Linked DNA regions of Homo sapiens: region 2 is linked to region 1. Evidence: chromatin loops called from intact Hi-C (ENCODE). Cell type or tissue: ovary. All regions are shown on one strand. Each heading gives the region's core, and the rest is flanking DNA. Links, peaks and the distances in the headings are about the cores only.

Evidence for each region. A loop is a pair of places that touch in the nucleus more often than their neighbours do. Peaks named below come from ENCODE experiments on the same cell type or tissue, not always from the same donor. Only the 100,000 strongest peaks of a DNase experiment are listed, where the experiment ranks them.
Region 2: it touches region 1 in a loop (1.9-fold over the local background); 2 of 110 quality-filtered maps call a loop at or near these places.

The regions. Positions count from the first base shown.
Region 1 is chr1:22,277,067-22,293,483 of GRCh38, reverse strand. No RefSeq gene overlaps it. Among named protein-coding and RNA genes, the nearest start is that of MIR4418, 19 kb to the right of the region's middle. RefSeq lists enhancers at 859-1,358, 6,339-6,838. In ovary, for the core only: no CTCF peak of the experiment used is centred there; a DNase peak (open chromatin) is centred at 7,574; H3K27ac peaks cover 607 bases.
Region 2 is chr1:22,333,374-22,349,790 of GRCh38, reverse strand. No RefSeq gene overlaps it. Among named protein-coding and RNA genes, the nearest start is that of MIR4418, 75 kb to the right of the region's middle. In ovary, for the core only: no CTCF peak of the experiment used is centred there; DNase peaks (open chromatin) are centred at 7,489 and 10,367.

The DNA.
Region 1 (16,417 bases), core at 4,127-12,126:
GCCTCTCCATGGGGCTGCTTACAGCATAGCAGCTGGCTGCAGCAAGCCAGCCAGGGAGAGAGGCTACCAGCAAGAAGGAAGATACAATCTCACCAAACGTCATCCCAGAAGTGACATCCTGTCACCTCTGCTGGTTAGAAACAAGTCACAGGTCCTCCCCAATTCAAGGGGAGGGGATGACACAAGGCATAATAGCAGGAGATGAAAGTTAAAATAAAAATAGGTAAAAATCACTGGGGATCATCTTTTTTTTAATTTTTTGTTCTTGTTTTTGCATTTTTTGAGACAGGGTCTGTTGCCCAGGCTTGAGTGCCATGGTGTGATCTCAGCTTACTGCAGCCTCAACCTCCTGGGCTCAAGCAATCCTCCCACCTCAGCCTCCTGAGTAGCTAGGACTACAGGCACATGCATGACCACACCCAGCTAATTTTTAAAATTGTTGTAGAGACAGGGTCTTGCTCTGTTGCCCAGGCTGGCCTTGAACTCCTGAACTCTGTTGTCCAGGCTCAGGTGCTCTTCCCACCTCAGCCTCCCAAAGTGCTGGGATTACAGGCATGAGCCACCATGCCTGTCCCCTGGGGAGGGACCATCTTAGAGTCTTCTGAGCCCAGAAGTGTTGAATCAAGGCCTGGCAGTTGGTGAATGCACAGCTGCCTAGTACCATGAATTAAAGGAAGCTGAAGAGGGGCTGAGGTGTCCAGGGACATAGACAATAGTAGCTACTACTTACTGAGCACCTACTACATGCCAGACACTGTCCTAAGCACTTTGTAAATACTTGTTCATTGGCTCCTTCAACAACTCTTTGAGAAAGGGGTTACAAATACCTCCTTAGAGAAAAGGCCCAGTGAGGCTCAGAAAGATTAAGCGACTTGTCCAAGGTCACACAGCAGAGTGGTGGCAGAGCTCAGGCTGGGATTCAAGCCCAGGCTGCCTCACATCAAAGTCCTGGCTCTAAATGCTTATGGTGCCTTGTCTGTGTCAGCTAGTTGAAAAAAAAAGATTTGAATCAATGGCTGCTGAATCTGGACATTTCTCTAAAAATAAAAATAAAGGTCAGTCCCTGTCACATGAGGGAAAGATGAAAGAGCTGGGTGTGTTCAATTGGAGAAGAAAAGGAGAAAGGTCATGTTCGCTGACTTCAGAGCTCTGAGTGGTTGTTGCAGGGAAGAGCAGGGACACTTTTGCTGGATGGCTCAAAGGCAGAAATGGAGGGGCGGGGGCGAGCTCTGGGAGCCGCGGGAGAACCGTGGACAGACCCCAGCCTGGCCAGCGTCTTTCCCCTTCATGTGGAAGGAGAGACTCGAGCTTGTCCTTGCAGCTGAGCAAATATTTCTACTTCCCCGTTGCAGGCTGCATTCGGCCTCTTCTCCAGCCAGCTCGGCGGGCCTTCAGAGCAGCGGCCTCGGGCCGTGGGGTGGAGGTCAGCTCAGCCACCCTGACCAGATGGGACCAGAGTGATGACTGCCAGGCCCAGGTCAAAGAGCTTTGCTGACATCCTGTCTCCTTCTGAGCCTCACCACCGTGACTGCAAGGGGCTGCAGAGTCCCCCTTTCCAGCCCATTCTCCATGCCACTGCTGAGTTGTCTTTCTAGAACTTAAAGCAGACCAGGTCACTCCCCTTCTCAAACCCTTCCATGGCTCCCTACTGCCCTCAGGATACATTTAACTTGGCCCAAAGGCCCCACATGATGTGGCCCTGCTCACCTCTCAGGCCTTGCCTCCAACTGCTTCCCCTAAAAGTCCCATCCCACCTTTCAGGCCTCTGGAATGATATGCTGTTCCCAAGACACCAGACAATTCCAGGCCTCTGGGCTTACTCTGCCTGAGCTGCCCTTCTCCTGACACTCTCCTATACATCCATCAAGACTCAGTCCAAACATCATCTCCTCTGAGAAGCCTTCCCTGGCTCCCTCCTATGGAGTTGCTTCCCCTTCCTGTACCACATTAAACCCAGGCCTCACAGAAGCTCACATTTGGCTGGGAGCAGTGGCTTGTGCCTGTAATCCAGCACTTCAGGATGCTGAGGTGGAAGGATCGTTTGAGCTCAGGAGTTCAAGATCAGCCTGGGCAACATAGTGAGATCCCGTCTCTATATAAAAATTAAATAATTTAAAAAAAAAACAGAAGCTTACATTTCCTGAGCACTCACTCAGTGCTTCACATGCATGAGCTCACTCAGTCCTCCCTGCTGTTTCAGTTTCTCACCATCCTTATTTCCCAGATGGAGAGACAGGAACAGAGAGGTCGAGCACCTTGTTCTAAGACACACAGCCAATAAATGGCAAAGCCAGGACAGGAACCATTTGTGTCTGACTCCAGAATCGGTGCTCTTTAAGTTTCATTGTTTATGTGTTTAAATAAAGGAAGCCATGCAAATGGTAACAAACAACAAACGCAGGAGCGGCAGGGACAGAAGAGAGGTGAGGGGAGTCGGGGGATGGGGAGGGGAGGGGAGGGGAGGGGAGGTCTCTACTCCCACCCCACACCAGCGACATCAGCCAGAAAACTTTTTTGATGTGTTGAGAAGCTGGGCCCAACAAAGCCCTCAGTTGCCCAAATGCCTGTGTAAAAGGTCCATCTTGCAGGGCAGAACAGAATCTCGCTGCCCAGGGAGCTCAGCACCAGAGCTGGGGCAGCTGCCACCTGCTTCTCCACGTTGGCCACAAGGCCAGACGCCCTGAAATGGCCTGGAGTGAGAACATCAGCAAGGAGTGACTTCTCACAGAAATGTCGAGTGGCTTTTTCGAGCTGGGAATTATCCCACAGAGGAGCGTTGTGCTGGAGGAAGACACCAGCGCCAGGTGGGTCTAGGGGGTCATGCCCAAGAGGGCACCGGGGGGCAGATTCCCAGACATTTCTTAAACAACAAAAAAGACCCTTCTTTTTTCTTATGGAATATTCCGCTGAAACCCACTAGGAAAAGCAAGAGTAACAGTAGTTCTCGTGTGTTGAAGACTCATCACAGGCCAGCACTTTTGAAGCCTTAGGTAGCATACGTTCCTAGAATCGTCACTGCACCATTCTGAGGTCTCTCCATTCTCGTGTTACCGATGAGGAAACTGAGGTACAGAGTGATAAGTGACTTATCCAAGGTCATATAGCTCATGCGTGGTGGAGATGGGATCCAAACCCAGGCAGCGTGGTCCCAGAGGGCATGCCTCTTGAATACTGTGCTAGGTAAAGCCACTCTGGTTAAAATAGGTGTGGGGGTAGGGAAGGGAGTGAGCCCTTGTACTCAACTGCCCCAACGCACTCTCAAATCCTGACAGCCCATGAGGGATCTCTGCAGACACCACAGCTCAGAGGGAGGTAGTTTGGAAGTCATTGTTGTTGGACAGTTTTATGGCATCTCAAACCCACAAAACTCTTCATACCCCGGTTCTTCTCAGACAAATCCTGTGACTTGGTTGGTCCCACCAAGGTCAGCCTTGAGGTCTACAGGGCTCAGGCATAGAGATGACTGTGGGTACCAGGAGGGAGGATGATGGCAGGAAGAGCCCAGGCATGGGAGACAGAGAAGCGTAAGGTTCAAGCCCACCATGGCCTGGAATTAGCCAGGCCTCCCTCATCGTCAGCAGCCAAGTCAGCCCTGGCTGACATAAGCAGAGGGGAATGTACTAGAAGGAGCACAGGGGCTCTCTGAACCAACAGGAGGCTGGAGGAGTAAGCTCAGGAGAGGCAGGTCTCAGGGAGGCTCTGGAAGGACTGGAATGAGGGGAGCAGGGAGCTGCCTGTTGTGGGCACTTCCGGGACCTGAGCCCCCTGCCTGGTGCCTGGCTCCAAGTGGAGCTCCGGGGATAGCTGCTGAATGAATAAATCCACGGGCATCTGATGACAGGAAAAGGCTGATTAAGACATTGCTACAACCACCATAACAACAACAACAAATCCCCAGCCGTTGTTCCTTTTGACCTTGGATCAACGCTCAAGATTCAAAGACTTAGCAGAGCACAGGCAGCTGGTCAAGTGGGAGTGTGCGCTGGATGGGGGTGACGGAGGGGGGCTGTGGCTCCCTCTATTCTCACAGAGGGAGAGGAGCACCTAGAACTACCCCTACCACCACCATCCCCACCGAGATGGCACACAGAAGGCATGGCCATTTGCCCCAAGGAATCCAGAAGTTGGACTCTGGCAACCAATCCAAGAAATGTCTGCTATAACCGCCTACTTCTGTTGGTAGTGATAATCACACTGACATTGGCACGACTATTCATTGGCATGAGGCTATCCCAAGACTGTGCTGAGCGCTTCCCTGTATTGTCTTACCAAGTCTTCATAACAGCCTTACAGTTACTACTCCTATTTTATCAGTGAGGAAATTGAGGCTCAGAGAGACAAAGTCACTTGGCTAAGGTCACAGAGCCAGTGGGTGGTATTCACAGAACCCAGACTGTTGGCCTCTGAACAGGGTCTTCCTGACCATGATCACATGGCTTTCTCCTCTGCTGTGGTGCAGTGTGACCTTTGGCAAGTGAGTCAGACTCTCTGGCCTTCTGTGCTCTGCTCACCAAGCCATGATTGCCCAGAGGGGCATATTTTTCTAATATATACAAAGGTGCCCTAAGGGCCTGCAGTGGTCCCGACTCTGAACCTGAGTTTCTGTCTCTATAATGACCCACTCATTTTCTCCTACAGAGATACGGTGAGAACACAGTAATATAATCTATGCTAAAGCACATAGTAGGCTGACAGTTCAGGGAACCAAACGGGGCATCCACCTGTGTCTCCAGCCCTGACATCATGCACATATCAGGTCCAGAGAACTTAGCTTGCACTCAGGGCCTCCCCTATCAGTGCCTGGGATTTTTCACTCAGCTGTACAGGCTTAGGCAAGTCACTTTCCATCATGGGCCTCAGTTTCCTTATCTGTCACAGGAGGGGGTGGGGGAGGTAATCTCCAAGGGCATGGAAGCACTGACATTGGATTTTAGGCAGTAAAATACCGGTGCTCACCTCCGGAAGGCATTTCATGCAGGCCTCACGGTGTCCTTAGAATGGGCCAAATGAATGCTGTAAATTTCCCCTCCTCCGAGGACCTCTCTCCTTCCACACGCTCCTTCTTGACGGCTCACACTTTCTCTGCTTTCAGAGAGATGTTTTTCAAGCAGCCCACGTGGGGGCCCAAGCAACAGCCACGTGCAGAAGCCCAGCCCCGGCGGTAATCCCGGGCGGAAAGCAAGCGGGAAGAAACATGCAGGATGAAGGTGCCAGGGAAGAGGTCTTGTCCCTGATTTCCCAGTGGCCAGTGTGGGGTGGAGGCCAAGGACCGGGCCTGCGGGAAGTCCAGTGGGTCCTCTGAGAGGGCATCACTGGGACTATTCATAGCCCAGGATCCTCACTGGAATCTGGCAGGCAGGGACAGGCACCAGCAGGAATGTTGCCTGTTTGTGGCACAAACGCAAGCTAAGTTGTTTACGCTGTTCTTCCTTCCACTGCCTCACTTAGCCTGAGACCAAATGCCAACCATCCTGGAGCCTGAATAGATGTCCAAGACCCAGAATATGGTCTGTGTGCTGCATATAATAAAATGAGAACTGGATTTGGAGTGAAGGATATAACCATGGGATTTGGCAAGACACTGAATAGGGTTGCTGTGTGTGGTTGTTAAGGTCATGCACTGAACAAATACACCTGGGTGATGAAGTGAATGGGGCTAAAATCTACCCTGTGCTCTGCTCACTAAGCCATTATTGCCCAGAGGGGCATAGTTTTCGAATATGCACAAAGGTGCCATATGACCCACCCATTTTCTCCTGCAGAGAGATGGTAAGGACATAGTAATATAACCTATGTTAAAGAACCTAATGGTTATTTGCAATGAATTACCATTATTTATACAAAGTCTTGTTCCACAAAGGTTTAAAGGCAGCTTATGAAATTATATATGGTTAAATAGAAAATATGATTAGATACAATATTATACATTGATTGAATGAGGGAAGGCAAAAATGAGGCATATGCACCAGTACTTCCCTTCGTGTGCCCATGGCAGACATCACTAATGGATAAATCCATCATGCACCTTGTTCACGTTCTGAAAGTCAGTTTTCACCCTGGCACAAAGGAAATGAGGAAATCGGTAAAGGGCTGTATCTTCATGCTGCACAGTAGGTCAATAAATGAAAATTATATTCTGGGGCCTGTGGCAAGGGGAAGGGGAGGTGACCTGGATCAGGAAGTCCCACACTGTCATGTGTCATAGTTTTAGCCTTGAGCTTCATCATGGGCAAAACAAAGATGTAAACACTCAGGCAAGCATGCACACACACAGACACAATCAGTGTCCAAAATATAAAATTATACCAATTTCTCAGACTTCATGCAAATTGCCTACACTGAATTCTCGGCGAATTTTTCCTGGGGTTCCTCATAATGGGGTCATGTGATGAATCAGAAAACACCCTCAACAGCAGCCCTAGAAGAAGCACATTGGCAGATTTTCATTGGTGACTCCTTATAGTGAAAACCCTGGGTAGAAAACTTAATCAGAGCCCAGTGAGAGCTCTGTAAACCCTTTCCCCCATGACACCCAGCTTGTGGGAAGGGAGCTGGAAGAAATAGAAGCCCAAAGCTCTACTAAGTCTCTGGTATTGGGGAGTAGGCCTTCAAATGGACCCCAAGCCCTTTTCTATGAATGAGGAAACCAAGACCCTGGGAGGTTAGGGAGGGGCTCCAGGTCCCCAGCTCCAAGCCCAGGAGTATTTCCCCTCTACTTCACCACGCCCCCTGGAGGGTGCTCACCCCTGAGCAGCACTTCCTGGTCCAGCTCAACCCACCAGCAGGGTTGACCCACCAGCCTCCAAACCCCACGGCCAGACCCCCAGGCAACACCAACTGAGGGCCCCCTCACTGGAGAGCAAGGCTGTGGGCTACATTGTCCCCAAGGAACCCCTCTGGGGGAGCACAATCTACAGGTGGTCCTGGGGCCCCCCAGGGGAGGTGGCATTTGAGTAGACCTTCAAGGACAGGCCCCTCCTGCCCCACAGCTTGGCAGAACAGACAGATCAGGCGGACCACAGTTCAAATCCCAGCCCTGCTGCTCCCGGGCTGTGTCCTTGGGAAAGTTATCTCACCACCTCTAAGCCTTAGCTTCCTCGTCTGTAAAGTCAGAACCGCTCCTAGGGCAGGCAAGAGGGCTGCGTGAGACCAAAAACTTCACTAACTGAGCAGTTTATTACTCACACTATTATCACGACCGACGATAACTCACTCACGGCGTAGACAGAGCACTGGCCAGGAGTTGGACAGATCTGAGTGTGGATCCTGGCTCTGATACAACTGGCTGAGTACCTTTCTAAGCCTCAGTTCCCCCATCTGTTAAATGGGAGGCAGGACTATTCCAAAGGTCAGTGGCCTGTGAGGGTGCAGTTCCAGTTTTGGCCCCTCAGATGCTGGAAGCACAAGGGAACCGGGACTTGGGCTAGAGGGAGGCAGGGCCCGAGAGGCCCTGAGGCCTGGAGCTCACCAGCAGCTCCCCTCTGGGGCCTGGGCCGGGGGAATGTGTAGGAGGGAGGTCCAGGGAGGGGGGCCCTGGAGCCAAGAGGAACAGCCCTGGCGGCGGGCAGCGGTGCGGTGACCCAGGAGGGAGGGAGAGCTTGGCTCCGAGCTCATCACTCAGCGAGCTGTCTCCCCCCGGGCCGGGAACCCCGGCGGCCTGTCCTCCCCACTTCCTGCGCGCTGGGTCAATATTGTGATTTCCACTGTGCAGCCCGCCTGGGACGGCCTGGCCCTGCGCGCCGCCCAGGGTCACGGGGCTGCGGGGAGACAGGGGTATGGAGAGGTCACCCGCTGCCTGGAAGATGACTCAGGACCTGTAGGCTGCAAGGCGGCGCGGCCAGGAGCCAGGAGCCCCAGTGCAGCCCCACCTCCAAATGCACAGAAATGGCGCCGGAACAAGGCCTGTGAACTCTCCCATCCAAACCGAGGGATCAACCAAGGCCCGGAGAGGGCGGGGACTTGCCCAAGGTCACACCGTGAGTCTGTAGCTGAAGGAGGCCCTGAATCCCATCTCCTGACCTCAGATCCTCACCAAACCTCCATATTCTACCTTCCCTGCCCAAGTACCTACCTTCCTCTTCATCAGCATCCGGAACGGACATCTTCCTACACCTCCGCGGGAGCACAAGGAGAGAGGACAGGCTGACCCTGACCAAGGAGGGCTGGTGTGGAGGCTTCTCCAGGAGTGAGGGGTGGTCAGGAGGACACAGTTCAGGACACCCACACACTGGGAGTTATGAGGATGGAGGATGCGAGGCACCAGCCCTGACGATCCGGAACCTGTGGCTTCATTTTTCCCAGTGAGTGCCTCTTGTCAAGGCTGAGTGCAGACTTAGCCTCCTCCCTGGAGCACCCACCGCACCCCTGCTCTCCTCCAGACCGCCTCCTCCATGCGGTGCTCTTCTTACACCACACACCTGCCTCCCCTAGTGAATCAGGAGCTCCTGGGGGAAGGGGCCCAGGCGATCTCACTTCCAGATCCCAGGCCCAGCCCAGGGTGAGGCCATCCTGGGCCCTGTTAGCACTGCTGAGTGAGGGAAGGGAGGAGTCCTGTCTTCCCACATCACTGTCAACGCCACAGGGGCAGAAACTCCTGCCCTCCCAGTGTCACCTCTCCTGGAGACTCTTTTTATTCTTCACTTGGTTACCTCCTGCTCTTCCTTTAGGTCTCTGCTTAACTGTCACCTCCTCCTGGAAACCCTTCCAGACCACTCTGCCAAAACTACATTAGCTGGCCCTGCTCTGAGTCCATTATACTTCCCTAAAAGTGCTCTTACCCCAGGGGAATATAATGGCTTCTTAAATGTTCTTCCCCTCTAGGCTGAACTAGGGCTGAAGTCCCTATCTCTGAGTGAGATGAGACTCACTATTGTGTTTCTAGCTCGGGGTCTGGTGCAGAGTCAGTGCTAGATGGATGGATGGATGAATGGATGGATGGATGGATGGATAGATGGGCCTGGTGCAGAATCAGTGCTGGATGGATGGATGGATGGATGGATGCATGCATGCATGCATGGATGAATGGATGGATGGATAGATGGGTGGGTGGATGGATGGATGGATGGATGGATGGATGGATGGATAGATATATGGATGGATGGATGGATAGATGGGTGAGTGGGTGGATGGCTGGCTGGCTGGCTGGATGGATGGATGGATGGATGGATGGTTGGATGGATGGATTCCTCCCAGAGCCAGGCCCATAGTAGGGATTCAGGAGATGCTGGCAGATGGAGATGATGGTTGTGATGATAGTGGTATCTGGGGTGGATATCTCTTGCTCTTTTCTGCCCAGCATCCCTCTTACCCCAACCTTAATTTACTATCAGCCACCTGGTCCCCTGTGGGAAACTGTTCTTCCTTCCTTACATAAGTCTGTCAATTACTGAACCCCAATGCCTCATCCACATGACCCAGACTTGGTCAATGATTGTCCCCCACTTCCTTGGCTGCAGTGATTGCCCCGCAGGCACATGGCCCAAACAAGGTCAGTCAGTTCTTCCTTGGAACTGACATATGGATCTTAGAAGAAAACAGCTCTCTGGTTTTAGACTGGGGTTCCCAAGCTGGGCTGATGGTAGCCAAGTTCTCCACCTCACAGAAGGGAGAGAATGAGGCCAGCCCCACAGGGAAGCAGAGACAGCAAGGGTGAATGACAGACAGAGATAATCCTGTTGGCCCTGAGCTGTGATTCCAGCCCCCTAGCCCTACTCCTCAGGGCAATTCCCCAGGCCAGCAAGTCCCCTTTTTTGCTCAAGATGATGTGATGTGGCTTCTCTCAGCTGCAATGGGAAGGATTCTGAATAACAGTAAACCAAAGAGAAAACAGTGAGAGGAGCAGGGTGAGTCCAAGTGGAGACACAGATGTTGAGCAGCAATTGACCAGCAGACTCAAGGAGATGAAGGAATCTCCTGCTAAGGGCATGGCCAGAGACTCTCCAGCCCCACTGTGGGCAGAGCCAAAGGACAAAGGCTGTGGGGCAGAAGGAAGGACCTAGGGTGGGGTTGGAGCACCTTTGCTGCAAATGACTGAAACCTCACTGAAACTGGCAGGAAGGGGAGTTTATCAGTTCACATATCTAAAATGTCCATGGTTTTTAGCTTCAGGCATGGCTGGATCCAAGTACTCAACTGCAGTTGTCAGGAGCTGTCTCTCTCCAGGCCTCCAACCTGTTTTCCTCTGTGTTGGATCCACTCTCAGGTAGGCTTTCTCCAAATGATGGCAACTTTAGGCTTCCATCCTAACAGCAAACCCAACTGAAAGGACACCTCCTTCTCCGTTGTTGCAGCGAAATCCCAGAACTTAATCTGATTTGCCTTGATTTGATCACTTACTCACCCCCAAACAAACCCTGAGACAAGACGAGAGGAATGTGGTGCTCTCATTGGCCAGGCTTGGGCCACAGGTGCACTCAAGGTAAACCCCACCCAACTCACAACTTGAGAGTGGGGAGGGGGCCTCTCTAAGGGTGCTGCCATCAGAAGCAGGAGCATGGGCTGGGCAGGCAGGATTAAAGTTGGCTACAATCCGTGGGAAGAGGTCTTTGGCTGGAAGTTGCTCCCCACAGGAATGAAGGCCCGAGGGAGAGGAAAGGAGCTCTTTGGGGAAAAGATAACATTCCCTTTGGCTGGGATGGTCTTCGGGGGAGGGCGGAAGTGCCCCTGAAGGCAAAAGGATGGATGAGAGGAGCTCTCGGTTACTCCCAGCTCTGGAAGTCTCTAGTTTGCAGCTGTGACGCCAATGGTCTGAAGCCAGACACATTCCTGGACTTAGCCAAAAAAGGCCGAGATGAGATTCAAAGATGTAGGAACACCTCTGATGTCCGCATCTGCATGCTCCAAACTCATGTGTGCACCAATCCTGCAGCCCTGCAGAGAAAATTGCAGCCTGACCTGCCCAAATTGCCCAAGTTCTGCAGTTTGCAGGAGAGAGAACTGATGGCTTCCAGGTTGTCAGAGGGCAGCAACGTCCAGGGCCGCTCTGGAGTGGTCACTGAGCCCGCCCTGGGAGGAGACTGCAGCTGCGGAGCTCAGAAACCCTTGCTTTGTGCTTGGAGAAAAAGAGGGAAATGCCCTCTTGGCTCTTCAAGGCTGCCAGGCCCCCGCCCCATACTTCACAGTGACAACCCAGCCTCATACCCATGTTCCCCAGCCTGGCTTCCCTCGGCCAGGCACTTCCCCTTAACTCCCTGCTTCAACTCCTCCTGTCATCTGGAAAGCCGAGGATGGATGTGCCATCTGGGGAGCTACACACATCTTCATGGATGAGGCACATGTTACTCTGAGAGTCTATGTCCTCAGCTGTGTGATGGAGGGGAAACCTTCCTGGCCAACCCCTCAGGCATGCTAAGACCATCACATGGCCCGCGGCTATGACCATGTCTTGGGAAATTAGAAAGCCTCTGTCACAGGGCACTTCATAGTGACCCCCTGCATGGATATGGGGGGTGGGGGTGGGCGCAGGTTCTGAATCCTCCAGTGTGCTGTCCCTTGGAGCTGGGGTTTGGGGAGAGGATGAGTCTGTCTGGTCTGGAGGCAGGAGGATGGAGGATGGCATGAGGAAGTCTCAAAATCCTTTCAAGCCTTCAGTGGCTTCGCCCAGCCTGGAGATGGTGTGGTCAGACTTCCCTAAATTCCCACCAGACAGGAGCGCAGCCCCTTTGTCATCTCTCCAGCATGTGCTGAGCATGTAATGTGAGCTCTGAAGTCACATATGGAGGGAGCCTTCCCCAAGGCTCCCCACCAGTGACACTTCCTCTTGCCTTCCCATTCAATCCGCCACCGGTCCTGTGATGCTCCTCCACAGTCCCTCCAGAATCCACCCACCTCTCACCACATCTGCCGCTACTGCCCTAGTCCAAGCCACCCTCTCTCCCAGCCAACTTCTCAGTCTCCTCACTGGCCTGTCTGCGTCCACTACCCTGGCACCCTTTCTTCATATGGTAGACAAAACACAACAGCCCAGCAACAAAACACAACAGCCCAGATATTTAGGGCCATCACCCGTCTAATGGTATCCCATTACTCTTAGAAAAATAGAAAAATATCCACACTCAGCCAAGGAGAAAAGATGATCAAATGTTTCTTTTTTCTTTTCTTTTCTTTTTTTTTTTTTTTTTGAGATGGAGTCTCGCTTTGTTGCCCAGGCTGGAGTACAGTTGTGAAATCACAGCTCACTGCAACCTCCGCCTCCCTGGTTCTAGTGATTCTCCTGCCTCAGCCTCCCAAGTAGCTGGGAGTACAGGCGCCTACCACCACCCCCAGTTAATTTTTTAATATTTTTAGTAGAGACGAGGTTTCCCCATGTTGGCCAGGCTGGTCTCAAACTCCTGACCTCAAGTGATCCACCTGCCTCGGCCTCCTAAAGTGCTGAGATTACAGGTGTGAGCCACCGCATCAGGCCCAATGTTTCTTTTCAAATTGTAGTAAAATATATGTAACTTAAAATTTACCATCTTAACCATCTTTAAGTGCACAGTTTACTAGTGTGAAGCACATTCACATGGTTGTGCTTCCACCTCCAGAACTTTTTCATCTTCCCATACTCATCTCTGTCGTTAAACAATAACTCCCAGTTTCCTCTCCTCCCCAGCTCCTGGCAGCCACCATCCTACTTTCTGCCTCTATGAATCTGACTCCCTTAAGTGCCTCATATAACTGGAATCATACCATATTTGTCATTTTGTGCCTGGCTTATTTCACTGGATATAATGTCCCCAAAGTTCATCCATGTTGCAGCATGTGTTAGAATTTTCTTCTTCTTCAGGGCTGAATAATATTCCACTGTACGGAGATACCACATTGTGCATATCCATTCATCCATCAGTGGACGCCTGGGGTGCCTTCACCTTTTGGCTATTGTGAATAGTGCTGCTATGAACATAGGTGTGCAACTATCTCTTCAAGACCCTGTTTTCAGCTGGGCACAGCGGCTCACACCTGTAGTCCCAACACTTTGGGAGGCTGAAGCGGGCAGATCTCTTGAGGTCAGGAGTTCAAGACAAGCCTGGCCAACATGGTGAAACCTCGTCTCTTAAAAAAAAAAAAAAAATTAGCCAGGCGTGGTGGCAGCCAGCTATAATCCCAGCTACTCAGAAGGCTGAGGTAGGAGAACTGCTTGAACCCAGGAGGCACAAGTTGCCATGAACCGAGATCACACCACTGCACTCCAGCCTGGGTGACAGAGCGAGACTCCATCTCAAAACAAACAAACAAACAAAAAACCTGTTTTCATTTCTTTGGGGTACACACCTAGAAGTGAAATTGCTGCATCATATGGTAATTCTGTTTGATTTTTTTGAGGAACCACCATACTGTATTCTACAGTGGTTGCACCATTTCACATTCCCAGCACAAATGGAATGTCCACAAAGCTTCCAGTTTCTCCACATCCCTGCCAACACTAGCTATTTTCTGTTTTTTTGATAGTAGCCATCTTAATGGTATGAAATGGGATCCGATGTTTCTTTCTTGCTTTTTTTTCTTTCTTCCCTTCTTCCTTTCTTTCTTTCTTTTTTTTCTTTCTTCCCTTCTTCCTTTCTTTCTTTCTTTCTTTTTTTTTTTTTTTTTGAGACAGGGTTACACTCTGTCACTCACTCAGGCTAGAGTGCAATGATGCAATCTTGACTCACTGCAGCCTCCACCCCCCAGGCTCAGGTGATCCTCTCACCTCAGCCTCCCGAGTAGCTGGGACTACAGGCACACGCCTTCACACCTAGCTAATTTTTGCATTTTTAAAAATAGAGATAGGGCCTTGCCATGTTGTCCAGGATGGTCACGAACTCTGGGGCTCAAACAATCTGCCCATCTCGGCCTCCCAAAGTGCTGGGATTACAGATATGAGCCACTGCGCCTGGCCCCGATGTTTCTTAATGGGGGAAATTACAGTATTGTGTGGGACTTCTGGGTATTGCAGAACATTTGTCATCCCTCCCAGCACCAAATGCCAGTAGTTTGTCCCCCAGTCCCTGTGACAACTAGAAAATATTCACTGGGGAGGGTGGTGCCTCCCTGACTGAGAGCCATCCACCCTGCCCACCTCCCCTTTCTCACCTCATACAACTCTCCCCTTGTTCACCACCCCAGCCACGCTGGACTTCTTTCCATCCCTTGGTCACTCCCACCTCAGTCCCACCTCAGGGCCTTTGCACTTGCCATTCCCTCAGCCTTGCCTGCTCTTCTAGATCCTCACACGATGGAGCTTTCTAGATCCTCACAAGATGGAGCTCATCCTTCAGGTCTCAGCTCAAACAGCACCTCATCAGGGAGCCCTTCTCTGATCACCCCATCTAAAGCATCTTTCTCTCTCTCACATGGCAGTGTTTTATTGTTCCTTCTTGATATCTGAAATTATTTTCTGAAACCAAGGTGACCTTTTAGAAAAAAATAAAAATAGGCTGGTGTGGTGGCTCACACCTGTAATCCCAGTACTTTGGGAGGCTGAGGCAGGCAGATTCCTGGAGCCTAGGAGTTTAAGACCAGCCTGGGCAACAGAAGGAGACCCCATCTGTACAAAAAAATTAGCCAGGCATGGTGGAATGCACCTGTAGTCCTACATACTTGAGAGGCTGAGGTGGGAGGATCACCTGAGGCTGGAAAGTCGAGGCTGCAGAGAGCTGTGATCACACCACTGCCCTCCAGCCTGGGTGACAGAGCGAGACTCTGTCTCAAAAAAAAAAAAAAAAAGGAAAGAAAGAAAAATAAAAGTAATAAAAATAAAAATGGAATTACCTTATTTACTGTTAGTGTATTCACTATCTCTCCATCAAGAGTACAAGCTCCTTGAGAGTAGAATTTGTCTGTCTCCCTCTCATTGGCTCATTGATAACCCGAACACCTGGAGCAGAGCCTGGCACATAACAGGTGCTCAATACATGTTTGTTGACTGAATGAATGATCAGTCAAATTCAATGTTAGAGCTGAAAGGGACATCACCCATTCTTGCCGTTACTCCATTTTACAGAGGGGGATCACAAGGCCCAGAAAAGAGAAGGGACTTCCCCAAGTTCACTCAAGGTCTAAGACAGGGCCAGTACCTGGTTTTTGTGACCCCGGCCTGGTGCTCTTTCCTCTACGTCTCACACCTGGAGGGTTTCTGCACTGGGCAGAATGAAAATCAGTATCTTTACAGGGCAGTGAGAGTGAGAGGGGCATGTGGAACTGAGGCTGCCTGCCACCTGCAGAGGTTCATGGGCACCAACTGCACACAAAGCTGATCAGCAGCTAGTGGGCAGAGTGGCCCTCCCCGTGGAATGACCCTCCATCCATCCTCTTTCTCTTGCTCCTTCCTCTCTCTCTTTTATCTCTCCATCCTGAGCGAGTCCAGTCGAATGAACTCTACGATCACTGTGTCTGCCTTCTCCCGAAAATGGCCACGGGAACCCGTAAATATCCCCCCTCCCAGATCTGCTCCAATTCCAGTCCATTTGGAGAAACTAACTTTGGCCCCCTTGATCCACAAAGCTCTCGGTCAGTGTTAACCTGACATGGGCTGGAAGGTACTTCTCCAGGGAGGCAGTTTTGCCTAGAATCAGGCTGACCCGGGTTCAAATCCCAGTTCGGCCCCTTGCAAGTCAGAGCCAAGTCACCCGTTCCTGATTCAGGGGTTTCCTTGTGTGCAGGGTGAGGCCGCCTTCCCAGGGGCGTGGTGAAGAATGATTTGAGATGATCGTGCATGTGCAGGACTCGGGACCATCCGCTGCTGTTTGTGTCCAGCAGCTGAGAGGCCTGCTAAGCACCATCCTCCTCTCCCGTCTTGCCCATGCTTTCCCAGGAAGCTCCTCCCATGTTCATTTCCAGAGGATCAGGAAAGACTCAATGGCCAGTGCATCTAGAAAAACAGGATAAGTGCAATAATAACTAATACGACCCCATTTTTGGAGCGTTTATGATGTAAAGATGCCATCCTGAGCCTTCTGCAATTGACAACAGATGCAATGCCCACAGCCACCCTGGAAGCAGGTGTGATTTCTATCCCCATTTAACAGATGAGGAAACTGAGGCAAAGAAAGGCATATAGAATTGCCTGGATCACATGGTTCAGAAGCAGCTGGGCCTGGCAGCCTGGAGCCAGGAAGAAGGTGCACACAAAGGCCATGGAGCACCAGAGGGTGCCCAGCCCAGCCAGGAAAGTGGGACAGGCTTTGCTCCCAGGGCCTGAAGGGGAAGCTGGTGAAGGAGAAACACTCTGCTGTAGTGTCACCTTCTCAGGGAGGCCCCTGCGCTAACCACCCCACCTAAACCAGCACCCCTTTGCCCCAGCCTCCCCCACCGGCCTCTGCTTTGCTTACTGTTCTCGTAGGGCACAAAATTACCAGGCTGGAGCAATGGACAGAGATCAATCAGGAAGACCCAGGAAGGCTGGGTCAAGGGTTTGGACCTTACCCTTTTTACCCTTGACTACCTGGGAAGAGGGGGA
Region 2 (16,417 bases), core at 5,658-13,657, 55 kb before region 1:
CACCACATGTATGTTTTTAATCCTTTTGTCTCTGTTTTTCTCCCAGCAAAAAGAAGCCATGCCTAGCTGTTAAGAATCTGTATATTCGCATGTGTGTCTCTTGGGTGTGTGAGTGCGTGTTTGGAGTAGGGTGGGAAAATGACGGGGAGGCAATCCCAATTAGTCTATTTGCCTGGAACAAGAGAAGCAGCTTTAAGAACCAGCTCTCATATCAAAGATCATTCTCGTCTCTGGATTAGAGATTACTGTCCCCACCCCTATTTTGGCATCAGCTGGCAGCATGCCCAGCCTCAGGAAACACACTGTGCACACATCTGTCTGCACACACGTTTGCATGTACATGTGAGACACAGGGTTGAAATCCAGGACCCAGCAAGGAGCATTAGGACTGCCACTTAGGGTGAAGGGCATGGCTCATCTATACCCAGAATGCGAGGCGTCCTTTCACAACGATGGGAAGCAGCATGTGAAATGTCAGTGCATCCCTGCACTGAGGTTTTCCTTTGATTAAATTCCTAGAAGTAGAATGGCTACCTCAAAGGTTGTACACATTTGAGAGATTTCTACTAATTCCTTTTTTTTTTTTTTTTTTGAGACAGAGTCTCACTCTGTCGCCCAGGCTGGAGTGCAGTAGTGTGATCTCGGCTCACTGCAACCTCCGCCTCCCAGGTTCAAGCGATTCTCATGCCTCAGCCTCCTGAGTATCTGGGATTACAGGGGCGCCCCACCACACCTGGATAATTTTTGTATTTTTAGTAGAGGCGGGATTTCACTATGTTGGCCAGGCTGGTCTCAGACTCCTGACCTCAAGTGATCCATCCCACCTCGGCCTCCCAAAGTGTGGGATTATAGGCATGAACCACTGTGGCTGGCCAGTTTCTACTAACTCTTGCTGAATTGCTCTCTGGAAAGCAGAATCTGGGACGGGAGGGTCTGCTTGATAACGGGAACGGTTTTGTTGATAAAGGAGGAGTTTGGGAGTCAGTCCCTTGGGAGCAAAGGGCTGGGGTCATCCTGTCTCTTTTGCTGTGGTTTGGGGTGACAGAGGAAAGGAGGGAGGTATTGAAAGCATTCTGCCACCCTGAGTCTTTTGCCAAGGACCAACCCGACTTTATGCCACCTGGGACTCTGTCCCTAACACCACGTCTGCAGTCCCTGTGCACAGGAGAGGAGCTGAGTCAACACTGGTGAGAGAACAAATATTTGTTGAACGGACCAATGTTTGTTGAATGTTCCAAAGTTTGCTGATGGAACGAATGTTTGTTAGGAGAACACTATTGTTCTTGGAAAAGCCGCTGCTGATTCACAGGCTACTTCCCTTCTCCAAAGTTCCTGGTAAGCTCATGGCCCACCTCAGCAGAGCCACAAAGGGGACCACAACAGCCTCCTCCTGGCCGCATCAGGCGGCTTCAGGAGGGTGGGCTGGTCGTCTGTCTTCTCTGAGATTCCAGGATGCAGCCCATTTCCCTCTTCCCGCTGTGTTCGAGAAATGTCGGTTAAATGAATAAATGCCTTGGTTTTAGATCCCTGCTCGACTCACCGCTACTGCTCAGTGAGGCATAGGGTAGGTTGCTTAACCTCCCTAAACCTCCACTCTCAAATACAAAATGAACAGACTGGCCTCTCTGTGGCTATCCATCTTTTTTTCTTTAAAGTCGAATTTTTTTCTTCAAACAAATTCCACTCCAAAGTGCTGCCTCCCCTCCCTCCATGGAACCTCTAGGGTTCTGTGGTACCTAGTTTGAGGGCCCCTGGAATTGTTTGTGTCTAAAATCCACACTAACCCAGGGGCACCATGGCTGGACTCAGCACCATGGATTTCCCCCAAACATAGATGATCATTCAAGAAAATGTGAAGAAAGGGACGTTTAAATCAGGGAGGAGAACTGTGAATTAGATAGAAACACTGTATCGATATTAAATATCCTGGATTGTGAAATTATATATTCTAGATTATATAAGAGAAGATCTTCATTCTTAGAAAATACTCACTTAAGTAGGAAGGCAAACAGTAGCATCACACGGCCTACTTTCAAATGGTTCAGAAAAAGGGAATATATATACATAGAATGAGAAAGCAAATACAGCAAAATGTCCGAAATGCTGAATATGGACAAAAGATACCCAGGAATTCTTTGTACTATTCTCTTGCAACTCTTCTGTAGGTTCGAATGATCTCAAAATAAGAAGCTTTAAAAATAATTCATCTTTTTTTGAACTACTTGGTAAAAAAAAATGTAAAACTTTAAATATTTCTCATTTTAAAATAATAAAAACGAAAGAAGAGACTCTAAGGCCAGGGAGCGTCTGTCTGAGTATCTACAGGCCCAATCAGGTTAGTCCTTTCTGAAGGCGGAAGGGAGTAGGCGGCAGGGAACTCTTCTTCTTCTTTTTTTTTTTTTTTGAAATGGAGTCTCGCTCTGTTGCCCAGGCTGGAGTGCAGTGGCGCAATCTTGGCTCACTGCAACCTCCTCCTCTGGGTTCATGCCATTCTCCTGTCTCAGCCTCCCGAGTAACTGAGACCACAGGTGCCCACCACCACACCCGGCTAATTTTTTTTTTTTTGTATTTTTAATAGAGACGGGGTTTCACTGTATTAGCCAGGACGGTCTCGATCTCTTGACCTCATGATCCACCCGCCTCAGCTTCCCAAAGTGCTGGGATTACAGGCGTGAGCCACCGCTCCCGGCCTCTTCTTCTTCTCCTTCTCCTTCTTTCTTCTTCTTCTTCTTCTTTTTTCTTTTTTTTTTTAAGATAAGGTCTTGCTCTGTTTCCCAGGCTGGAGTGCACTGGTATGATCATGGCTTACTGTAGATTTGACATTCCCAGGCTCGAGTGATCCAGAACCCTCCTCTTAAGTAAACTCACTGGCCAGAAGTTTGGCTGCACAAAAGCTGGGGCTTGGCTGCCTCTTGCAGAAGCCGAAGTGGCCCAAGTTTTCAATGTGCTACCAGGTCCCACTGGGAGAATTTTGCTGATGAATATGACCTCTGGGGCTGCTTGATTTTCTAGCCTTGTTTCCTGGGACAAAAGAGGAGGAGGAGAGGAAGGGAGGGAGAGGAGGGGGAGGAAGAAGAGGAAGAAGACAAAGGTGGTGAAGGTCTAGAAGAGATAGGAAAGAGATGCTTAGGGAGGAGACAGGAAGGAGGAGGGGTCATGGAGAAGGATGGAGTTCAGGGCAGCTGCAGCAGCAGAAGCTGGGTAGCCACTCGATGAGGGTGTTGTTGAGAAGATTCAAGAGATGCTTTTGAGGCTCCCTCCAGCCTTGAAAGAGAAAAATTCAAGGACTGAAAGAGGCAAGAATGTTCCTGGTATGTGGACGTGTATGTAGGTGCGCATGCACACGCACACGCACACGCACGCACACACACAGCCCCGTCCCTTCTGCTCCCATGGCAAGAATATGGCTCTTGACATTTATTACAAGTGAACAAATATGTGGGTTGGTGTACATCAGGGCTGAGCAGCCCACCTGGCTGAGGGACTCGTGAGAGGCACTCACCTGCGATCCTGAAATCCAAGAAGCTCCAAAGGCCGTGTTTTCTATTAACTCATAAGTCTGGTAAAACACAACTTGAAATGTCATGAGGCTATTTATGGCCTTTATTTTCCCCCACTTACTGTGAATATTCACACATTTCACTGCAGAAATAGTCACGTTTGCTTACTGAGTGCTGCTCAGGCCCTACAGAGGTTATTATGAAATCTATGGTATATGCACCAAATTCCCCTTCTAAAATCAGACACATTCTGAAGTCTGAAATGTATCTGACCCCAAGGGTTTTAGATAAGGGACTGCGGACTTGTATGAGGGTAAAATTGTAGTTTCCAGAAGAGGGGTGGGGAGAGCAATTTGCAAGGTGCCCGTGTGTGATTGTGTGTGTGTGTGTGTGTGTGTGATTGCATGTGTGGGTACGTGTGTGTGTGTAAAGTCTTGATTTGGGTGCCAATGTTGATCTCTGCAACCAAGCATCAAGATGTTGGCTTTGGGTCTTACAGAAGAATGGGATTCATTCATCCATTCATTTTGGAGACATTAGTATGGTCGGTTGAAAAGAGCAAAGCTCACCTTATACATAAAGTGAATTATAGGCACAAACAAAGAAAGTGGGGAGCAGGCAGAGGGCTAGAGTTAACCACCAATCCCCACTCACTAGGACATAGTGAGGCCAAGTCCTGTCCCAGGTCCCCTGCTTGACCCCTCCTGGCTCTATGCCTCTGACTTGCCTTTTCTACTTCTTTGTTCCCAGCTAGACTATGCTCCACCACACTCACCTGGCACATTTCAAGGCCCATAGCGATGCAGCGAAGCTGGATGGAGCTGGTGTACCAGGGGTGGACGGAACGGATGCACCAGGGGTGGATGGAGCTGGTGCACCAGGGGTGGACAGAGGAGACGCACTAGGGGCGGATGGAGCTGATGCACCAGGGGTGGACGGAGCTTGTGCACCAGGGGTGGACGGAGCTGATGCACCAGTGTTGGATGGAGCTGGTGTACCGGGGGTGGATGGAGCTGATGCACCAGCGTTGGACAGAGCTGATGTACCAGGGGTGGATGGAGCTGATGCACCAGCAGTGGATGGAGCTGATGCTCCAGGGGTGGATGGAGCTGGTGCACCAGGGGTAGACAGAGCTGATGCACCAGGGGTAGACAGAGCTGATGCACCAGCGTTGGATGGAGCTGATTCAGCAGGGGTGGACATAGCTGATGCACCAGTGGTGGATGGCGCTGATGCACCAGGTGTTGATGGAGCTGATGCCCCAGGGGGTGGATGGAGCTGATGCACCTGGGGTGGACGACGCTGATGCTCCTGGGGTGGATGGAGCTGATGCACCAGGGGTGGATGGAGCTAATGCACCAGGGGTGGATGGAGCTGATGCACCAGGGACGGACGGAACTGATACGCCAACTGATGCACATAGCTGTGGTTAAGGAAGATGTTAGCATTTGGGAAAGCGGCGTGAAGGGTATGTGGGAACTCTCTGTAGTATCTTTGCAATTTTTCTAGAAATCTAAAATTATTCCAAAGTAAAAAGGTTATTTTTTTTAAACCTTGTCTTGATTCCACACCCCTCCCACTTCTTTTTGCTTCTTATTTATCAAAACTTCCCCCAAAGAACTGTCTGAACTCATTGTCTCCGGTTCCTCTTCTCTCAGTCTTCTGCAAGCCCACACTCCAGTCATGTTTTCACTGTCGATATGTCCCCCAAAACTGCTCCTGTCCAGGTCTCCAGTGGCCTCCATGCTGCTAAATCCAACGGCCCATCCTCAGGGCTCCACTTTCTTGGCTTCTCAGCAGGATTGCTGATCAACTCCTTAAAACACTTCCTCGACTTGGCTTTGAGATGCTGCTGTCTCTTGGCTCTCCTTGTATCTCACTGAGTCTCCTGTTTCATCTTCCTGCATTTGCTTTCTCTCTCCAGCCTCCGCATGAGGCATAGAGCCCCAGTCTTTGGACGATCTGCACTCGATCGCCAGCTAACCTTATCCAGCTCCGTGACTTTGTATACCAACTGCAGCCTGGCTGCTTCCAAGTCCAAGTCCGCAGCCCCTGGATCACCCGGGAGCAGCCTCTGCTGCCTACTCATCGTCTCCGCTTAGAGGCACAAGAGGCTTTTTGCACTGAACCCATCCAAACCCAGCCCTCAAATCCTCACCATCTTTCCCATGACAGTCAACGGCGACTCTCTCTTTCCAGTCGCTCTGGCCAGAAACCTTGAATTCATCTTTGACCTCTATTTCTCACACATCCAGTCGATCAGCAAATCTAACACATCCAAAATCTGACCACATCTCCCTGCTCCACTGCAGCCGCCCCATCCAGGCGCCGTCGCCTCTCGCCTGAATGAGTTCCCTCACCTCCGCCTCGGTCGCCCATCACCTCCTCCCGGGGCTCTCTGCTCTGCCCTCTCCCCACCCCCACCTGCTTTAGTCTGTTCTCAAAACAGCAGCCAGAGGCCCCCTTGCAGATGCGTCAGCTCAAGTCATCTTCACCCCTAGTGACTTCCCCTGGCATTCACATGGAGAGTCAAAGTCCTTACAATGGCCATCAAGGTCCCCTGGGACCTGACCTTACCCCCTAACCCACTTCCCCTTGCCCACTCTGCTGCAGCCACAGATGTGCCAAGGACATTCCTGCCTCGGGGCCTTTGCACATGCTGTTCCCCCGCCCCCTCACTTTCCTCGAGTTTCTGCTCAGAGGTCCCCCTCCCAGTGAGGGCTTTGCTGACCACCTTTCATAACGGAGTCAAACCCTGATTCTTTCCCCACAGTTCGGGCTTCCGCAGCGCTCATTCTGTGATGCGCTGGCTGCTTGCTCTGTAAGCTGATTGTCTGTCTCTCTGACTAGATGTGGAGTCGAGGAGACAGAAATTTGATTTTGTTTCCCACTAGATCCTGACAGCCTATAATAGGGCTTGGTGGCAGAGAGATTTTTTTTTAAATCAACTTTCATGACTTAAACTGGGAAAATAATCCCTTGCTAGGCTGAATGCTGCCTGAAACATTCTCTCCCAGTTCTGGAAGGCCTTTCCCGTGGCAGCCAGGGCTGTGGCCACCTGGCCAGCAGGGCTTTGAGCCCCATCGTCTCCCTGTCCACCCTGTGGGAATCTCCCAACAGGTGTGCACGGCCACTCACCCATGTGCCTGCGGCCTGAGTGTGTGTGGACACCGGGGGACGTGAGAGTGTGTGGAGCATGCGGGTGCCTGCAAGGCCCAGGTGTCCCGAGGGCTGCTGGCTAAGTGACTTGTCTTCCCTCAAAGGTTCACTGTGACCTCCTAGGGTGAAAGTGGGACTGGGGTGGGGACCCCTGGAGTGGGAGTCCAGGAGGTTCCCCCCTTCTCCCTCCTCCTCTCTCCCACCCATGCAGCCCTCCCACTGGCTGGCTGCAAACTCTGGCTGGGTCAGGTGTGGAGGGAGGGGGGTCTGAGCACCAGGAGGGGCCCAGGCCAGGGGGAGCTGTAGGACCTGTCAGCTGAAGCAAGGCTGCTGCCTCCTGGTCCCCTCCTCTAAATGATGGGCTGGACCCCTGTCCCTCGTCCCCAGCCGAGGCCACCTGTCAGGTGTGTGTCCCTCTCTCTGTCCACTCCCTCTGGCTCCACTTCGTTTCTGTCACTCCGCGTTTCCCCTGCTGGCTTCTTACCTTTCTTCTGGTCTCTGTTTCTGCTTTTCTCTTTGTCTCTGAGTCTGTCTCCCTTTCTCTGTCTCCTTATCTCTGTGTCCCCTCTGTGGGACTCTCTCTCTCTCGTACCTCTGTTTCCTGCCTCTTTTCTCCCTCTGCCTCTGTGTCTCTCACTCTCTCTCCTTTCCTCTCCTCCTTCAGCCTTGCTCCCTGCTCATCTCTGCTCGTTCCTCCGCCCTGCTTGCCTGCCTGCTCAGCCTGCCTTCACTGCCTCCCTCTCTCCCCACCGGCCTCCCCATCGTCTCTTCCTCGCCCGGCCTCGTCTGTCTCCCGTCACCCTGTCTGTCTCTCCCTCTGCTTTCCGGGAAGGCAGCGTGATTTATGAGCTGCGGACAGGGCCAGCTGCGGGTGCGGGAGGCCCTGATTACAGTTTCCCGGAGGAAGCTGCCTGCTCGGGGATGGCAGGGTGACAGCGTTTACACAGAGCAGCCTGGGCTCGGAGCGCGGCTGTCAGCCTGAGACGGATGGAGTGCTGGAGAAGGCCCATTACTTCATTCACACCTCTGCGGGCAAACAATAAAACACTTACACACGGCCTTGACACAGGGCGGGTGGGCCTCCCCCTAGATCATTCCCAGCCTGGCCCAGGGGCTGGGCCTCTCTGTTGGGAAAGAGTGTGGGCAGGGGGACAGTGGTGGTCCCGGGGGAGGCCCATCAGGCCCAAGCCCCAGAGAAAGCCCCGGAGCTGGCTCTGAGCCCAGGCTTTGGTACTGCCAGCCACTTCCCGCCGGGCCTCAGTTTCCTCATCTGTGAAATGGGGTGTAATGCTCACACTGGAGAAACAAGAGAAAAGAGTGCCACACAAAGTAAAGTGTTATTATCAATATGAACTAAGAGTCATATTCAGATCACCATCTTGGGTGGAAAGGGAAGTGCTCGGGATTCTAAACCTGGCCTGCGAAAGAAGGTATCCAAGGGCGTGGGCTATGACCCAAGGCTGCCATTGGACAGGCAGAAAACTGTGAGGTTGGCAAAGTCACCCCCTTTCTGCCTGTTTTCTGGGGACCACTTCACCAAGGCATGCAATTCTGGAATCTCCATTCACATGGAGGTGAAAATGACTACGAACAGCTGGGTGGGTGGGGTGGCTCACACCTGTAACCCCAGCACTTTGAGAGGCCAAGGAGGGTGGATCACCTGAGGTCAGGAGTTCAAGACCAGCCTGGACAACATGGTGAAACCTCGTCTCTACTAAAAATACAAAACATTAGCCTGGCATGGTGGTGTGTGCCTGAAATCCCAGATACTCGGGAGACTGAGGCAGGAGAATCACTAGAACCCGGGAAGGGGGCAGTGAGCCGAGATCACACCATTGCACTCCAGCCTAGGTAATGAGTGAAACTCCGCCTCAAAAAACAAAAACAAAAACAGCCATCATGTGCAGCATCACTTCCTTCCCCAGCCATAATAACACCCGTGGGAAGTTGCATTTCACCCGGGAACACAGCTTTCAATTCAGGGAATGCTGCCCCAGTGGCAGAATTTCAGGCACCATCAGGATACAGAGAAAGGACTGAGACTGGGCTGAGGCTGATTTCACTGACTTGTAACTGACCCTGCATTTCTAGAAAATGAAACTAGAGTGGAAACATCAGTCATGGCACACTCACGGGCCATGGGACATGAACCACAAGTGCCACCCCCATTTGTCATACCCCTTCCATGTGCCAGGCACAGTCCATGCCCTTTCTACCCCTTGCCTCATTGGGACCCTGCAAAGTGGGTATTGTGTCCACATTGCACAGCTGAGGAAACCGAGGCTCAGAGAGATTAAGCAGCTGGCTCAGGCAGCTTGTACACAATGCAACTCAGGTTGGAATCCAGCTCTGAAGCTGTGTTCCTCCCCCAGACATGGGAGAGCCATGGGTGGGCTCTGGAGCCACAGCGCCTGGGTCCCAAGTGCTGGCTTCTTGACTTTCCAGCTGTGTGACTTTGGGCAAGTAGCTCAACCTCTCCTGGGCTCAGCTGCCTCATCCAGACACTGGGGAGAATGATGCTGAGGATCTTCAAGGATGGTCGTGAGGATGAACTGGGATGATGCATGAGAAGTGCTGGGAACAGCGCTTGGTACACATAACATGCATCCAGTCAATTCCAGGCCAGAGCCTCTATCCACGTCCACAGGCCACAGACCAGCCCCTGCTTCCTGCCCCTCCTTGCCCATCCCTGCCTCTCAGCCACACTGTTCATCGCTGGTGTCAATTTAACACAGATCCTCTCAGGGGCAAGGCAGGAGGCTGAGGCTACACATGATAGCTGTTAACACAAGGGGTTGATCACAGGTTACTTAACTCAGGGAATAAAATCCACCCCCTACCCCAACAAAAGCCTGCACAACCTGCCTGGGGAAGCAGCCTGAGGGGAGCAGAAGCCAGCAGGCCAGTGTGTTCCTCTGTTTCTTTCTTTATGCTGAACCCAACCAGTTGGTGTCATCACACGCCGGCTTGTGGTCAAGAGGTGAGAGGCCTGGGTTTGATTTAGGTTTTGCTGGTTACCGGGTTTGCAGAGTAGCCAATTCCCCTCTTTTCTTGGAGCCTCAGTCTCCCCATCTGCAAAATAGAACTGATGTTGCCTACAGCGAAGGGTGGGTGTAAGGATTAAATGAGTATGGTCATTAATCTAATGAGTATTTATTGAGCATTCACCGTGTGCCAGGCTTTGTTCCAGACACTGGGGACATGTGACAAACCAGACAATGTCTGTTCTCACACTGTGGTGCTCACAGTGTGGTGGGGGGTTTCAGGTTGTGGGAAGGGCTAAGGAGAAGACAAATCAACAAGGTGTGATGTAGGGGGCTGGGGAGGACATCTGTGGCCAGGGTGAGCGGGTGTGGGGAGCAGGCTCTCTGCCGAGCCACTTCTCTTTTCCTACCTAAATTGTGAAGGTCCCATTCCCCCAGGGTGAGCAGGCCCCCTCCTCCAGCGCTGCTTTCTGGGGATCCCCTGACTCCATGCTCACAGGGGTTCTGACCAGACCTTTGAGCAAAGAGGCCATGGGGAAGGCAGTCTCCATCAGGGTCTTCTGAGGACTAAAGCGCCCCTTTTCCCAGTGCAGCCTGGCCCAGCCCCCAGTGTCCCGTGGCTCCCGCCCCCGCCCTGCCCTGCTGCTGGCTACCGATGGGAGGCTGCTGGAGAAGGCATCCTCCATTCCAGCTGGGGTCACGGGGCAGAGTTCACACAGAGGCTGCCGCAGATAGGATGGCCGTGAGCCCAAGGGCAGCGGGTATTGCAGCAAATGTGGTGAGGCCTCAGCCCTGTGGGTGACTGGGCAGGGCAGCCTGATGTCCCGGGTGAGGGTGTCAGGCACAGCCAGTGCCACCGCCGCTGAGGCTGTCTCGCCTTCAGCGTGAGGACTCCAGCTGGGGGGTAGCTGGCCACCAGCATGTCTCACACCCCAAGGAGCCTTCCTGGAGCCGCTGGGGTGAATTTACAGGACATGGTCCGCACCCTCTGGGATCCCCCATTTGAATGGAACCTGGAGCCCAGGCCCAGAAATGACCCTCTGACTTAAACTGCCCAAACGAGACTTCTCTGGACTCCAGGGTTGGGGCCAGAGCTGGTACTGGAGTTGGGGCCAGAACTAGGGCCAGAGCAGCTTTGCTGTTCTATCCTAAACTGAGAGCTTACAGAATATGAGCTGGGAGCTGCTGAGCAGAAGCAAAAAGGGGGAAATTCTTACCTCTGTTAGGCTCAGTCAGAGGAGGCTTCCTGGAGGAGGGGGTATTCTTAGGATGTTAAAATATGGTTATGACAGTAACATTTACTGAGAGTACTGTGGACCCCTATGCACACTGCATCTCATTCATTCCATGAAAACTCACCAGGGAAGGGCCTCCAGAGTCTTTGATTAGAGATGGGGACCCTGAAGCTCAGTGAGGGGCAGGGACCATTCCAAGCATTCATGGTGGGTACAGGAGGGAGCTGAGTTCCAGACCCAGGCGTGCCAGTCCCAAGAACCCATGTGCATAACCACCGTACCGCGGGTGTCCTGAGTTTAGGCAGCAGCATGAGAGACAGAGGGCTCGGGACCCAAACGCCGTCCTAGCTGGAAGAAACCTCCTATTTGCCCACATCACAGATGAGAAAGTGGAAGGCGAAGTGTCCCCCCATTCAGCTCTGTCCCCTGTGAGCTCTGAGGCACCCTGGCTCCTGAGAGTCACATGAGCGAGGAGGATAGTGGCCTGAACCATCATCTCCTGAACACCTGCTATGTCCTGAGAATTCACCATGCGTGGTCTTATCACACACACACCTGCAGAGATGTCAGCGACCCATCCATTCACCAAGGCTTCCATTAATTAATTTTTGTGTTTTTAAATAGAGATGACATCACCCAGACTGGAGTGTAGTGGCATGATCTCAGCTCACTGTGGCCTCGAACTCTTGGGCTCACCTCAAACTCTTGGGCTCAAGTGATCCTCCCACCTCAACCTCCAGGGTAGCTGGGACTATAGGTGCACATCACCACCCAGCTAATTTTTTTTCTTTGGGTAGAGATGAGGTCTCACTACACTGTCCAGGCTGATCTCAAACTCCTGGCCTCAAGTGATCCTCCTCCTGGGCTTCCCAAAGCACTAGGAGGATGGGCATGAGCCACCCTGCCCGGCCACTTTAATGAATCTTTTTTGAACATCAAGTATGCTTTCACAATTGTACTAAACACAGGGCCAGGGGTTGAGGATAACAAATGTCAGGAAATATAAGACACAACTCTTGCCTTCAAGGGGTCTGTGATCCTCAGATAGTGGAAACATGGGCTGGGAGAGTTACAACAGAAGGTGAGTTTTGTTCTTTTAAGGGTCTTATAAGTACGATCTGCAAATGCTACAGGAACCTGGAAGGGGTTGAGGACCAGTGACCAGGGGGCTTTCCAGAAGGAGGGTGCTCAAAAAGCCCTGTGGAAGTTGCCAGCCCCTTTCCACACACAGACACCTGGTCACTCCTGACTGCTGGTTATGTGTGGAGTATCCAGGTGCATGTGCTCATGGTACCCTGCATCTGCCTGGAATGCTTTATCCTTGGTCTACCTGAAAACACCCTCCCCTCCTTCAAGGACATCCTTGATGGTCCCCTCTCTATGGCTTTCCCATAGAGATGGACGGATGGATAGGTGAATGAGTGAATGAGTGATTGAGTGGATGGATGGATGGATGGATGGATGGATGGATGGATGGATGGATGGGTGATTGAGTGGATGGATGGATGAATGGATAGGTGATTGACTGGATGGGTGATTGAGTGGATGGAGGGATGAATGGATAGGTGATTGAGTGGATGGATGGATGAATGGATAGGTGATTGAGTGGAGGAGTGATTGAGTGGATGGATGCATAATGGATAGGTGATTGATTGGATGGGTGATTGAGTGGATGGATGGATGAACGGGTGAATGGATAGGTGATTGAGTGGATGAGTGATTGAGTGGATGGATGGATGGATGGATGGATGGATGGATGGGTGATTGAGTGGATGGATGGATGAATGGATAGGTGATTGACTGGATGGGTGATTGAGTGGATGGATGGATGAATGGATAGGTGATTGACTGAATGGGTGATTGAGTGGATGGAGGGATGAATGGATAGGTGATTGAGTGGATGGGTGATTGAGTGGATGGATGGATGAATGGATAGGTGATTGATTGGATGGGTGATTGAGTGGATGGATGGGTGGATGGATGGATGGATGGATGGATGGATGGATGGATGGATAGGTGAATGAGTGGATGAGTGATTGAGTGGATGGATGGATGAATGGATAGGTGATTGAATAGATGGGTGATTGAGTAGATGGATGGATGAATAGATAGGTGATTGAGTGGATGGGTGATTGAGTGGATGGGTGGATGAATGGATGGGTGATTGAGTGGATGAGTGATTGAGTGGATGGATGGATGGATGGATGGATGGATGGATGGATGGATGGATGGGTGATTGAGTGGATGGATGGATGAATGGATAGGTGATTGACTGGACGGGTGATTGAGTGGATGGATGGGTGGATGGATGGATAGGTGAATGAGTGGATGAGTGATTGAGTGGATGGATGGATGGATGGATGGATGGATGGATGGATGGATGGATGAATGGATAGGTGATTGACTGGATAGGTGATTGAGTGGATGGATGGATGAATGAATAGCTGATTGAATGGATGGGTGATTGAGTGGATGGATGGATGAATGGATAGCTGATTGAATGGATGGGTGATTGAGTAGATGGATGGATGAATGGATAGGTGACTGAGTGGATGGGTGGATGAATGGATGGGTGATTGAGTGGATGAGTGATTGAGTGGATGGATGGATGGATGAATGGATGGAGATTGAATGCGCAGATGGGTAAATGGATAAATGAGTGATTGAGTGGATGGATGGAAGGATGGATGGGTGGTTGAGTGGATGGATAGCCTGGAGGGATGAAAGGGTGGTGGGTGAACAAATCCATCCATCCACTCAACCACTCATCCACCCATCCATCTCCACTTTCCCATCCCTGTCCACTTCCTTTGGCAGAATTAGCAGCTCCAATCTCCGTGGTCTGATCACTATAACTAATATGGACTCTCCCACCTCACTGATCACACAGAAATGTGATCACCTGTTTTTCTCTTCCTTCATAGCCACCATGTAGATGAGGGATCAAGAAGTGATGGCCATCAGGTGTTTCCTTATCACAGAGCCTGGCACCCAGCAGGGCCGCAGCCACACAGGTAGCTCTTGATGTGGCCAGTGGCACTCTGCTTATTCAGCACATGGGTGAGAATGGGAGGAAGAGCACACCTGGGGCAAGGCTGGCCAGGAAGGAGCAGGCATGCAGGGGGTGCATCTAGGAGGCTTGGAGCATTCTGGAGATCTGCAGAAGTGGATGCCCAGTGGAGGAGCTGAGCAGGAGGAGGGAGGAGGGAGGCCATGTCATCCTTCACTGAGATGAATGGTTCCAGCAACAACCCAGACAGGTAAACAGTGGGGCTGGGGCCAGACAGGGCCCCACCACACTCCGCTGGCTCTGCACTGGTGACAACTCCTGTCAAGGCTTGATGGGAGGCTGCTGGCTGCTTCTGCCCCTCTTGCCCTGCTGGGGGATGGGGTTTTACTCAAAGTTGGGGGGCCAGTGGCTACTCTGTTGACTCCAACTGCACGAGAGAGCCCAGGAGGAGAGAAAAGAAGGGTTCTCCTTTCCTCCACCTCCATGGAAATTCAGGAGGATACTGGTCCTGCCAGATGTTCTGTGTTGGTCAATGCCCCCTTCCTCCAGGAAGTCCTCCCTGACCAGTGCTGTTTATCTCTCCTTCTATTCACCACCACTTCACACCCCCGCAGAAACTGATCTCCCATGTGATGGCTCTGGCATCCACTGTCTGTCTCATTCACTCGACACTTGCACTACTGTTTGTACAACTGAAGTCCAGTCTGCCCTCGCTGGCTGTGTGGTCTGGTCTGCTCTAAACTTTGGTTGCTTTACCTAATTCATGGGAATATGAGGTAGATATTCTTTAAGGTGAACTTTGATCCTAGATCTGCCACTTCCTGTTTTGAGCCTCAGCTTTGCACCTGGCAGATGGAGATCACAATACTGAGGTCCGGATGAAGTGAGGCCCTCGTGTGAGGGGCTTGGCCCAGGGCAAAGAAGGCAGGTACTTCCTGAGTGTTAGTGATTGCCTCTTGTGACCAGGTGAGCACAGGGCTCACAGGCTGCCCCTGGACAAGAACTCAGGTGTGAAGATTCCTGCTCTAGTCTCTCTGAGTTGGGATAAGGGATCTGGGAGAGAAAAATGGGGTGTCTGCTACATTCCCTAAAACTCTGTTAACCCAATGACCTGTTCACCTTTTGACGCCCCCCTTCAGTGTTTTTGCACCCACCGAGTATCTGATTTTGTTTGCTCCACTTTTTCTTTGTTGTTTAGCTCCTCAGCTTATAGATATTCATGCTTGATTTGGGGGCGATTAAATAATGATCTCTTAACTACATGGTGTTTTGGTAGGAGATGGGTGTCCCTTTAAAATTTATTAATTTACTTTGGAACACTTCTAGAAAGAACAATCTTTCTAGTTTTTTAGAGTTTAAGATCAAGTCACCAAAAGTAATTTTAGTTAATTAACCTTAAAGTGCATTATTATTTGAGGGAAATTTTCAGTTTTGTTTTTAGTTTCAAGACAATTAAAGAGATGTAAAACCACCCCCAAAGTGGGAGTCACTGTAACAGGCAAAAGGCTCAAATATTCAAGCATTTGTACTGAGGACAAAGGCTGCCTCCTTCCTCCCAGAGGCTGATTTGGGGACCTGAAAGGAGCTGTCAGGACACCCCAAGGAGAATTGAAACTGGGGACCAAAGAGAAGGGTTACTGTGGTCTCCCAGTTGTTCCCTCAAACTTTGCAGGACCGGGCAAATTAGAGTTGGGGGTGAAAACTGTAGGTACAAGGCACTTAGGTGGGGAGAGAGAAGACCAAAATCTGAGCAGAACGGTAGCAGCATCCTTCCATCTCATTCCTCCATCCATCCATCCATCCATCCATCCACCCATCCATCCATCCATCCAGTCAAATTTGTTCACCCACCACCCTGTCATCCCTCTAGTCTAACCATCCACTCAACCACCCACCCATCCATCCATCCATTCATCCAGTCAAGTTTGTTCACCCACCACCCTTTCATCCCTCCAGTCTATCCATCCACTCAACAATCCATCCATCCATCCATCCACCCATCCATCCATCCATCCACTCAATCACTCATTTTTATCCATTTACCCATCTGTCCACTCCGTCACCCATCCATCCATCCATCCATCCATCCACCCATCCAACCATCCATCCACTCAATCACTCATTTTTATCCATTTACCCATCTGTCCACTCCATCACCCATCCATCCATCCATCCATCCGTCCACTCAATCACCCATCCAGTCAATCACCTATCCAATCATCCATCCATCCATCCACTCAATCACCCATCCATCCATCTATCCATTCATCCATCCATCCAATCACTCATCCACCCACCCATACATCCATCCAGTGAATACATTTTTTAAAAGAGAAAAATAGAAGTAACAGTAAGATCCCTGGGGTAGGTAAAAACAGAGAGTTTGAGGATTTGAAAGAGGAACCACATGACTGAAAGTGTTGAGTAAAAAGCAAAGGGAGAGAGAGCTGTTTGAGTACCCGGGCAAGGACTAGGCAGTGCTGGGCCTTATGGGGCTTGAAGTCTGGGTCTGGGGCCTGAGGCCAAGCT